Linked DNA regions of Homo sapiens: region 2 is linked to region 1. A link is an interaction called in ENCODE POLR2A ChIA-PET data of the cell type or tissue named here. Cell type or tissue: CD4-positive, alpha-beta T cell. All regions are shown on one strand.

The links. Peaks named below come from ENCODE experiments on the same cell type or tissue, not always from the same donor. Only the 100,000 strongest peaks of a DNase experiment are listed, where the experiment ranks them.
Region 2: POLR2A ChIA-PET joins it to region 1 with 15 read pairs; 3 of 35 experiments call an interaction of 5 or more read pairs at or near these places.

The regions. Positions count from the first base shown.
Region 1 is chr12:101,728,486-101,733,485 of GRCh38, forward strand. CHPT1 (choline phosphotransferase 1) reads left to right here. Exons shown (of 9, transcript NM_020244.3): 9 at 416-589. The coding sequence ends at 460. It overlaps SYCP3 (synaptonemal complex protein 3), which reads right to left. Exons shown (of 9, transcript NM_001177949.2): 7 at 3,083-3,181; 8 at 624-728; 9 at 163-495. The coding sequence ends at 442. Among named protein-coding and RNA genes, the nearest start is that of SYCP3, 8.5 kb to the right of the region's middle. In CD4-positive, alpha-beta T cell, no CTCF peak of the experiment used is centred here; no DNase peak of the experiment used is centred here.
Region 2 is chr12:101,470,631-101,475,630 of GRCh38, forward strand. SPIC (Spi-C transcription factor) reads left to right here and starts at 4,706. Exons shown (of 6, transcript NM_152323.3): 1 at 4,706-4,872. It also overlaps the pseudogene RNA5SP367. RefSeq lists an enhancer at 3,351-4,046. In CD4-positive, alpha-beta T cell, no CTCF peak of the experiment used is centred here; no DNase peak of the experiment used is centred here.

The DNA of each region.
Region 1 (5,000 bases):
ATGCATCTTATTGTCATTAGAATCGGTTGTACAACTTAAGTATATAGAAAAGGATGTACATGTAAAATAGATTTTGTATTCCGTTTTTTCCTTAAAGAACATAACCTTCTATACTTGGTTTTCTACCTTTTGGGATTGATAGAGATACAATGAAGCCAAACCTAAAATTAAATCGTCTTTATTTAATTGACAGTGTTAGAGAGAAAAATTCACTATCATTACTAAAGAGCTGAAAGCTTAATACATATTCTTTAGGAATAGTTGCTAACTAACTCATAACTATTTAGATTTGACTTAACAGAAAGGGAGGTCTTACAATGAAACAGGTTTATGATTAAAGATGTTACAATTAAACTATTCTAAAGACTTACAATATGCTTCTTAGCTAACGTTATAATTGTATCATATTACTTAGGTTCAAGTTCTTTCTTCAAAGAGTCATCAGAATAACATGGATTGAAGAGACTTCCGAACACTTGCTATCTCTTGCTGCTGCTGTTTCATGGAAGGAGATATTAAACATTTGTTTAATTTTTATTTAAGTGTTATACCTATTTCAGCAAATAAAATATTTCATTGCTTATATTAATCCTTATTTTTTCAATTTCAATATGATCACTTACAGTTTCCATCATAATTTTTTTTTGCAACATAGCCATTTCTTTTTTAAATTCATTTTGTGCACCAGTAAGTAGATTATCATGATTCTTCTCCAACTCTTCCATACTCTAAAAACACAAAAGACAAGTTAAGTTACAAAGGACCACTTTTCATCTCAGGTTCTAAACTTGTACAATTAATTTTCAAAAGTAGTAATTTTTGAATATTCAAATGCTCATCTATTTGAAATAAAAATATTCTAAGTAATACATGAATACCAAAATACCTACTAAAAAAGAAAAAATATAAGACATGAATAAAATGTTATAGGAAGTACAATGTAGTATACTTTGCCCACAATGGGTTTCCTGAACTGTTAAGGTCAAGATAAAAAAGACTGGAAGTCCCACATCAGTAAAAACCATTTCTATTAAGCTTTCCAAATATCAAGCAATAATCTACTTATGACTAATAGTGTGCCATGAATTCACTAGAGGGAATAAAATAATCTATAGTACAACCTCTTTCACATTATGAAAAATAAAAATTATGTCTTACGTCTTTATTATTCATTCAACAAACAGTTAATCTGGTGCCTACTATGTAAAAGGTGTGTATTAAGTGCTGTAGAGAAATTAAAAAACAATAATACATGATTGCTTCCTGATGGCAATGAGAAAAAAACATAGGAACAAAACAAAAATTTTATAATAGGAATGGAAGCACAACTTGCTGTGGTGATATAGTGGAAAATGGGGATTAATTCCAATTTAGTGGGCAAAATACTAAGATTTCAATAGATAAAGAAAAAGGAGTTAAATATATTCTAGGGGAAGGGCATAAGCAGAAGCATGGAAGTACATAGTGAGCTGAGAGAAAGCAGTTATGTGGAGGGGTGGGGTAATGAACAAATGTAGTAAATGAAGCTTAAAAAGAGGGTCATGTCATAGGGGGATCTTCAATACCTAAGAATTTAGAACAGGAGGCTACTGACAGTTTTTCAAGAGGGAAGAGATATATTTTTAAAAGATAATATGGCAGATCTAGGAGGGATAGATTGGAGAACAGAGACATCAGTTAAGAATTTTAATGGTACAAGCAAATAATAATGAGGTCCTAAACTAGGGTAGTAGCAGTGGGCATTAAAAGAAAGAACCACTGCAGAAGTAAAAATTACAGGGCCTAGTAATAACTGGATGTGACAGAGAAAGGAGATGGAAGAGTCAAAGGTTATACTATAGTTCCTATCCTAAATAGTAACATTTAGTGATAACATTTAGAAGAAATCTTTATCTAGTACTTTATCAAAACTTCACACCAACTACCAAATGGTTCTCAGAGCATTGGAACAAGACAACAAGTTTTCCACTTGGAAATACTTTTTAAAATAACATGTGTGTGTATAATTTTTTTTTTTTTTTTTTTTTTGAGGCAGGGTCTCGCTGTCGCCCAGGCTGGAGTACAGTAGTACGATTTCAGCTCACTGCAACCTTTGCCTCCAGGGCTCAAGTGATCCTCCCACCTCAGCCTTCCCAGTAGCTGGGACTACAGGTGAGTGCCACCATGCCCAGCTATTTTTGTTTGTTTGTTTGTTCTTAATAGAGATGGGGTTTTGTCATGTTGCTCAGGCTGGTCTTGAAACCCTGGGCTCGAGTGATCTCGCCTTGGCATCCCAAAGTGTCAGCCACTGTGCTCGGCCATATATATTAAAGTTATTCTGAAATATTTATTTTAAAACAATTTTGCTAGTTTACTTAGAGCATCCCAATTCCTTTAATGTTATTTTAACATGTATTTGCACAAGACTATCTAAAGGAACCACCACTGAAAAAAAGTATATGCAAGATTCCATTGAGCTTCTATGAATAGTTACTAAAAAGTATATTTCTGCCTGAACAAGAGGGGTACAGACTACAATTTGCTAATATGTATGTGTCAGTAGATAATTATCAATCCACAGACTTTTAATCCTCAGATGTCTATTATATCTGTTATTTTATGTTGGATATAAATTCATTTTTGGTCACTGTAATAATTCTAAAAGCAAATGTGCCATAAAATACTTCTATAATACATTTGAAAACAAGAGAATTCAATAATTTGGGTACTTTCTATTTAACAAACACTGGGGATAAAAAAACAAGTAAAATACAACCTAAAAATGATTATTATAGAGTCTATTTTCACTTAAACAGAGAACTATGACTGAAGTGTTATTAAAGTATGGATTTTATGCATGATAAGTATATTTCTAAGTAAAATTCCCAATTTACCATTTCCTGTCTTGAATAATCCCAACAAAACCATTTGAATCCTCAAGTAAAAATATATTTATCACTTAAATCAGAAACAATGAATTCAAAATGGAAAAGTAGTTAAAGTCTAAAATGTTTTTTCCCATAAACTTAGAAAGAATTATCTTCTACTTCCATAAATATATTATGTTTTATAACGATGTATTGTGTTACCACATACAACAAACCTTTATGAACTGCTCATATAACTGTTTAATTGTTTTCAATCTCTGGCTCTGAACAATTCTAGATTGTTGAAGAATCTTTTGTTGCTGTCGAAACATATTCTACAAATATAAAAGAAAAAAAACTGTGTAATAACAATTTGGGTAAAATTTTAAATTTAGAAAAAATAATTCTACATTAAACTTAAAAGAAAGTGTTAAAAATCAATGCTTTTAAAATTTTAACAACTATTATGACCACATTTAGATAATTTATGTTCACCACTAATATGTAACAATATATTAATTCTACCAGTTGCTGAATGGGAAATTTTAACAATAATCAAGTCATGTCTTAATTCTTGGTGATTTCAATGTCCACACAGATGATCCTTCCAATAATAATGGTTTTCCGTTTCGTGACCTGTTTCTCAATGATTTTGGCCTCTACCCTACTTTAGCCATTGACTTACATACTCCCACCCTAGATTTTGTCATTACTAATAATTCTAACCACTACACAGTATTAGTAATGGTAAACTTTCTAAGAGATAGATACTCAGCATTCCCCTTTCATAGATGAGTAAACTGAGGCATAATCTGTCCATGGTTTCACAGCTACAATTGCTCAAACAAGAATTTGATCCAAAACAGTATTGTTGCTGGCATCCAGGCTCTAACCATTATACATACTGTTTCTCTGTCTATCCTAGTATTTAACCACTACTTCTTTACCATTCTAACTTACTCTTTTTAGTACTACAGCTCAATAATCTATCAGTGCCACAAATCCATCCTATCTATTTTACACTGTCATCCCTACCCCCAATATCCTCACTTGCAGGTAACACAAGTCTGGCCATTAAAAGTCAACAATGTTCTGACTACAGACATCCTTAGGTATCCTGGGGGGACCAGTTCCAGGACACCCAACCCCTCAGGAGACCAAAATGTGCAGATGCTCGAGTTCCTGTTACAAAATGGCATCATATTTGCATATAACCAATGCACATCCTTCCACATACTTTAAATCATTTCTAGATCTCTTATAATACCTAACACAATGTAAATGCTGTATAGTTGTAACACTGGATTATTTTTCCAATTTGCATTTTTTCTTTTTTCTTTTTTTTTTTTTTTCAAGAAAGGGTCTCCCTCTGTCACCCAGGCTGGAGTGCAGTGGCACAATCTCGGCTCACTGCAGCCTCCGCCTCCCAGGTTCAAGTGATTCTCCCGCCTCAGCCTCCTGAGTAACTTGGATTATAGGCACACGCCATCACAGCCCGGCTAATTTTTGTATTTCTAGTAGAGATGGGTTTTCACCATATTGGTCAGGCTGGTCTCAAACTCCCAACCTCAGGTGATCCACCCGCCTCGGCCTCCCAAAGTGCTGGGATTACAGGCATGAACCACCACCACGCCCAGCCTTTTCCAAATATTTTTCATCCACGATTGGTTGAATACACAGATGCGGAACCCTTATATACAGAGGGCTAACTATACAATGATTGGTTCAAGAATGGGCAAATGATCCAAACTCCCATCAGTCATATTTTCCCAGAGGAATTTTTTGCCAGAGCTATTGAGAAAGATTTTCTCAGTCCACTGGGGTTACTAAACTTGTAATAAGCCTAGGACTGTAAAAACTATCTTGCTTACTACATCAAGACACCTTACTAAGTACTGATGACAGAACCCAGATGACACTACATGAGCAACCCCCTCCCTGTTCCCATCTGGCTATGCCTGAAGCTAAACTGCCCCGACTTCTTTTACATAAACCAATGATCCTTCTTTTGTACTTTGACAAATTTCTGTCACTTGGAAATGCAGGAACCCCAAACAATATAAATGCCTTTTATGAGTATGGTATGTGCCTATACGTCTGTGGTTTACAGTTCAGTAGGTTTAAAACACATGGCCAGCAATGGTTAATGAAACC
Region 2 (5,000 bases), 260 kb before region 1:
GGTTTCTCCATGTTGGTCAGGCTGGTCTCGAACTCCCGCCTTGGCCTCCCAAAGTGCTGGGATTGATTACAGGCATGAGCCAGCGTGCCCAGGCTTCCTTTCTTTTTTTAAAAAAATAATTGAGATGGGGGTCTCACTATGTTGACCAGGCTGGTCTTGAACTCCTGGCCTCAAGCGATCCTCTCACTTTAGCCACCCAAAGTAATGAGATTATAGGTGTGAGCCACCGCACCCAGCCAAACATGAGGAGTTTTCTAGCACCTTCTCCCCAGTCTGCTAACAATCTTTATTATTTGCTTATTGGAGTTTCCAAAGATCTTGCCAAGATTAAGACCAAATTCTTTAGTCACTTCAACAACTGAATTATTGAAGAAGAATTTGTGAGGAATGATAAGAGCTTGAACTTGATCTCCCTTTTTGGGTTCTGCAGTTCCCTATTCTCAGAAAACACAGTCTTCCACCTGAAGCGTGTCACCATATGATTTGTACGCCAGCACATGTGTTGCTTAAGATTTTCTAAAATAATCTCCATTGCCACTGAGGACAATGAACTTCTGCAAAAGTGAATCTGTCAATCAGGGATCCTCTCTTCAGAGCCCTTAGCTTGTTACTCAGCTCATTTCTGGAGTTGAGGGAAACATTGGTGTCCATATATTAAATAAATACTGCAGGGGCTCCCAAATTGGAGTTCACTGGCCCTACTGGGAGGGTTTGCCTGAAAATGTGTGCTGATGGCATTTTCCTGGGAAAATAACTGCCAGCTTTCATCAGATTCTCAAGAGATAGGAGTTTTGACTTCTAAAATGCTAAAAGTCTATTGCATTAACTTTTCAAGATGCCAAAACAACTTCACATCTTAGCCCTACAGAGAACCCTAAAGCTGCATTTCTGTTTTTGCATCTGTAACGTAGGGTTGTATATATATACATATATCTCCAACAGGCCGTATGCAGTGTCTCACACCTGTATTCCCAGTACTTTGGGAGGCCGAGGCAGGAGGATGGCTTAAGCCCAGGAGTTCGAGACCAACCTGGGCAACATGGTGAGACCCCATCTCTACAAAAAATGTAAAAATTAGCTCGGCATGGTGGTGCCTGCCTGCAGTCCCAGCTACTTGGGAGGTTGAGGCAGGAGGATCACTTGAGCCTAAGAGGTTGAGGCTTTAGTGAGCTATGATTGCACCACTGCACTCCAGCCTGAGTGACAGAGTGAGACCCTACCTCAAAAAAAAAAAAAAAAAAAAAATCAACACACTCATTGACTTCACTAAGGAAGTTCTAGGCAGCAACCCTAGCTTCCACTCAACACTTTTGCCAGGTTCATTTATTAATATCCTGCATAATCAAACTCTAGAGACAATAGTTGGGGAAATGCTAGCTTAGAAAGTTTACTTGTTGGCCGGTCACGGTGAATCATGCCTGTAATCGTAGCACTTTAGGAGGCCGAGGCTGGAAGATCACTTGAGCTAAGTAAGGAGTTTGAGATCAGCCTGGCCAACATGGTGAAACCCCATCTCTACTAAAAATAGAAAAATTAGCCAGGCATGGTGGCAGGCGCCTGTAATCACAGCTACTTGGGAGGCTGAGGCATGAGAATTGCTTAAACCCAGGAGGTGGAGGTTGCATTAAGCTGATATGGTGCCACTGCACTCCAGCCTGGGCGATAGAGCAAGGCTCACTCTCAAAAAAAAAAAAAAAAAAAATCACTTTTTTATGGCCATAACACCTTGAACAGGCCTGACCTCTTCCGATTTTAGACACCAAGGCGTGTAGGGCCAGTTTAGTACTTGGATGAGATCCCACCTAGAAATATCAGGGTTTTAATTTATTTACATTAAAAAAAAAATAGTCCAGGCGTGGTGGTTCATGCCTGTAATCCCAGCAATTTGGGAGGCCGAGGCAGGCATATCACCTGAGGTCACGAGTTTGAGACCAGCCTGGCCAACATGGTGAAACCCCATCTCTACTAAAAATGCAAAAATTAACCCTGTGCGATGGCGTGGGCCTGTAATCCCAGCTACTCAGGAGGCTGAGGCAGGAGAATCACTTGAACCCGGCAGGCAGAGGTTGCAGTGAGCCGAGATCACGTCACTGAACTCCAGCCTGGGTGACAGAGACTCCATCTTGGAAATAAAAATAAAAATTAAAAATTAAAAAAAAAGAAAGTTCAGGCTGGGTGTAGTGGCTCAGGCCTGTAATCCCAGCACTTTGGGAGGCCAAGGCGGGTGGATCACCTGAGGTCAGGAGTTCAAGACCAGCCTGGCCAACATGGTGAAACCCCATCTCTACTAAAAATACAAAAATTAACCAGCCTGAGTAGCTGGGATTACAGCCTGGCCAATATGGTGAAACCCCGTCTCTACTAAAAATACAAAAATTAGCTGGATGTGGTGGTGGCCTGTAATCCCAGTTACTCGGCAGGCTGAGGCAGGAGAATCGCTTGAACCCAGGAGGTGGAAGTTGCAGTGAGCCAAGATCATGCGATTGCACTCCAGCCTAGGGGACTGAGGGAGACTCTGTCTCAAAAAAAAAAAAAAGTTCACTGTGTTTACATTCATTTCAAATACTCACCACACCTGTAGTATTAATATGTGACAAGCATGGGCTGGGTGCTGTGGAGTTTGCCGTTGGGACTGAGCACCTGGTCGAAGGCAGCCTCAACTGCACACACAGGTCTCCAGGGCTGAGAGCGTGCACATGAAGTGGAATTAACCCAAATTTGGATCTGGCCCAGCCCACCTCACTAGAAGTTGAACCTTAGGGAAAATCACAAAACATCTTTGAACTTCAGTTTAGATTCCTCATCTGTGACATGGGGGTACACAGATAACGACTGCCATACATGACTTGTGATTATTTTAGGGCTTGATGTGTATGTTGATCTGGATCCTGCCTCTTTCTTCTCCAACTTTGCCTCTTAGCCCCCAGGTGCATTTTCCTGCAGCCTCCTCTCCTCCTCCCGCTTTTTTTCTGTGTCTTGAATGCCAAACTCATTTCCATCCCAGGCTCTTTGCACCTGCTGCTTCCTCTGCCAGGAGGTGCTCCTCCAAATATTTGCATCTCTGCTTTTTGTTTTGCTCACTCCTTCATTTTTCTGAGGCAGGGTGGGGAGGCACTCCATTTTTCTTGGGGGTTTCACTGTGCTGTCCAGGCTGGTCTCAAACTCCTGGCCTCAAGCCATCCTCCTGTGTAGCTGCTTAGCGGGGATATAGGCACCAGACACCCTGCCCGCCTGCTCACTCTTAAGTCTTCTTCTTGGGTTTCAGCTCACACCGCTTTCCTCCTCAGAGATTTTTCCTGGCTATTCGCACACTGTCTTCATAATCTTTCTCTTTTGTATTGTTGTTTTTGACACTTCTTATCTAATACTTTACCAATGTGTTTATTTTTTAAAAATCATTTCTTCTCATAAGGATTTGTTCAGGGCTGTAGCTCCTGGACATGGGGCAGTGCCCAGAAGAGTGAAGAGCTCAGTAATATGTTGAACGAATGAACCAAATAAGGTGGCTTGAAAAGGGTGTAGACTAGTACAGATTAAAAACAAATCAACATTAGTGATTACCGTTTTATACCTGTTATTATAAGATCTGCATATCAGAAGAAGGACTGTGTGTTAACATTTGCATAACAAATTGGCTCAAAAAAGTAATTGGTCCAAAACAATAGTCCCCTATCAAAGGTGAGGTTAGGCTCCAACAATGCAAAACTGAAGTTACTGGCAGCTTTGAAATCACAGACCCTCTTCACTCTCCCCACCCACAAGGTTTACAAAAAATTCTTAGGCGGTTTTCCCCCTGGCCAAAATGTGACAGCTATTAAAATGGCAGGTTTCAGGTTAGCCAAGTGAGAGGCAGACATGTGTTTCAGGGGACAGGAAGGTTATTTCCACCGTGTACAAGTGGATGCTGCTTTGGACACTGATGGACAGGTAACATAAAATGGGCGAATCTGCAGGGGGATGAACTGGGAGGAAAGTATTTTAGGTGGAGGGAGCGTCTCATAATTTCCAACAGAGCCACCCCAAATAAACCTTGAAGCCAAGTAAGAGAACGGGACCTGCATTAGGAATGCAGCAGCCTCAGGTATGTCCAACCACATGGCCCCCCATAAGGTTTTCCTAACCATTTTGGAGCCGCTACTGAATTTAGGTGTGGAGGAAAGCAAGAGCATGGATTCTATTATCCCCACTCAACTGAGTGGCAAGATATAAGGCTAAGGCTCAAGAGCCTTGAATGTCAGGACAAGGGCCCTAAGCCTTTAAGCTCTCTAAGGCGATCAGTGAATGGCAGTGTAAGTAAAGTAGTTTAGGAGGAAAGACCGATTTGGAGAGTCCAGAGTGAAGGCTGTTGACAGTCCAGGCAAGAAAGAGAGTATAGAGTCCAGAATTGGGAGAGAAGTAATATGAATTAAAAAAAGAAGGGTGGGCCTGAGTTGCCTGGGTTAGAAGTTTCCGGTGGGGCTATGCAATCTGAAGAGCTGCAACCTAAGTTGGGCGGGGGATTCATGGGGCTTGTTCTAATGCTTTTTTGCTTTTTGGCTGATGGGATGCAAACTACTATGTGCCTCTTCAAAATAATAGCCCCTGGTGTCTACTAATCATATCATGAAATAGAAATTGTGAAGGCACTGTATCTTTTAAAAAAAATCCCCTTTTGAAGAACTTCCTTAAAAACAGCTATTTAATGCAACTCTGCCAGTATGTTCTTGATGGTTATGTCTTAACAATTCTAATTTTTAAAAAAAATATTACTATTTTTTTTCATCAGAGCCATTGCACTGGAAAATAATTTTTTATTTTCATGATAGCCTACCGTTGAATTTACCGTTCTGATATTAATGAAACATCTCTATAAAGGGTTGAAGTGTCTTCCCGGTAAGTTCTCAGCTTATGTTTTTCTAAATATCTTCTAATCACTGTTCATTTTTTCCTTTGGCCTAATGAGTGTTTCTCACTGTCTGCGTGTTCAGATGCAAGAAATATTAAGCAATCATAGTAATCAA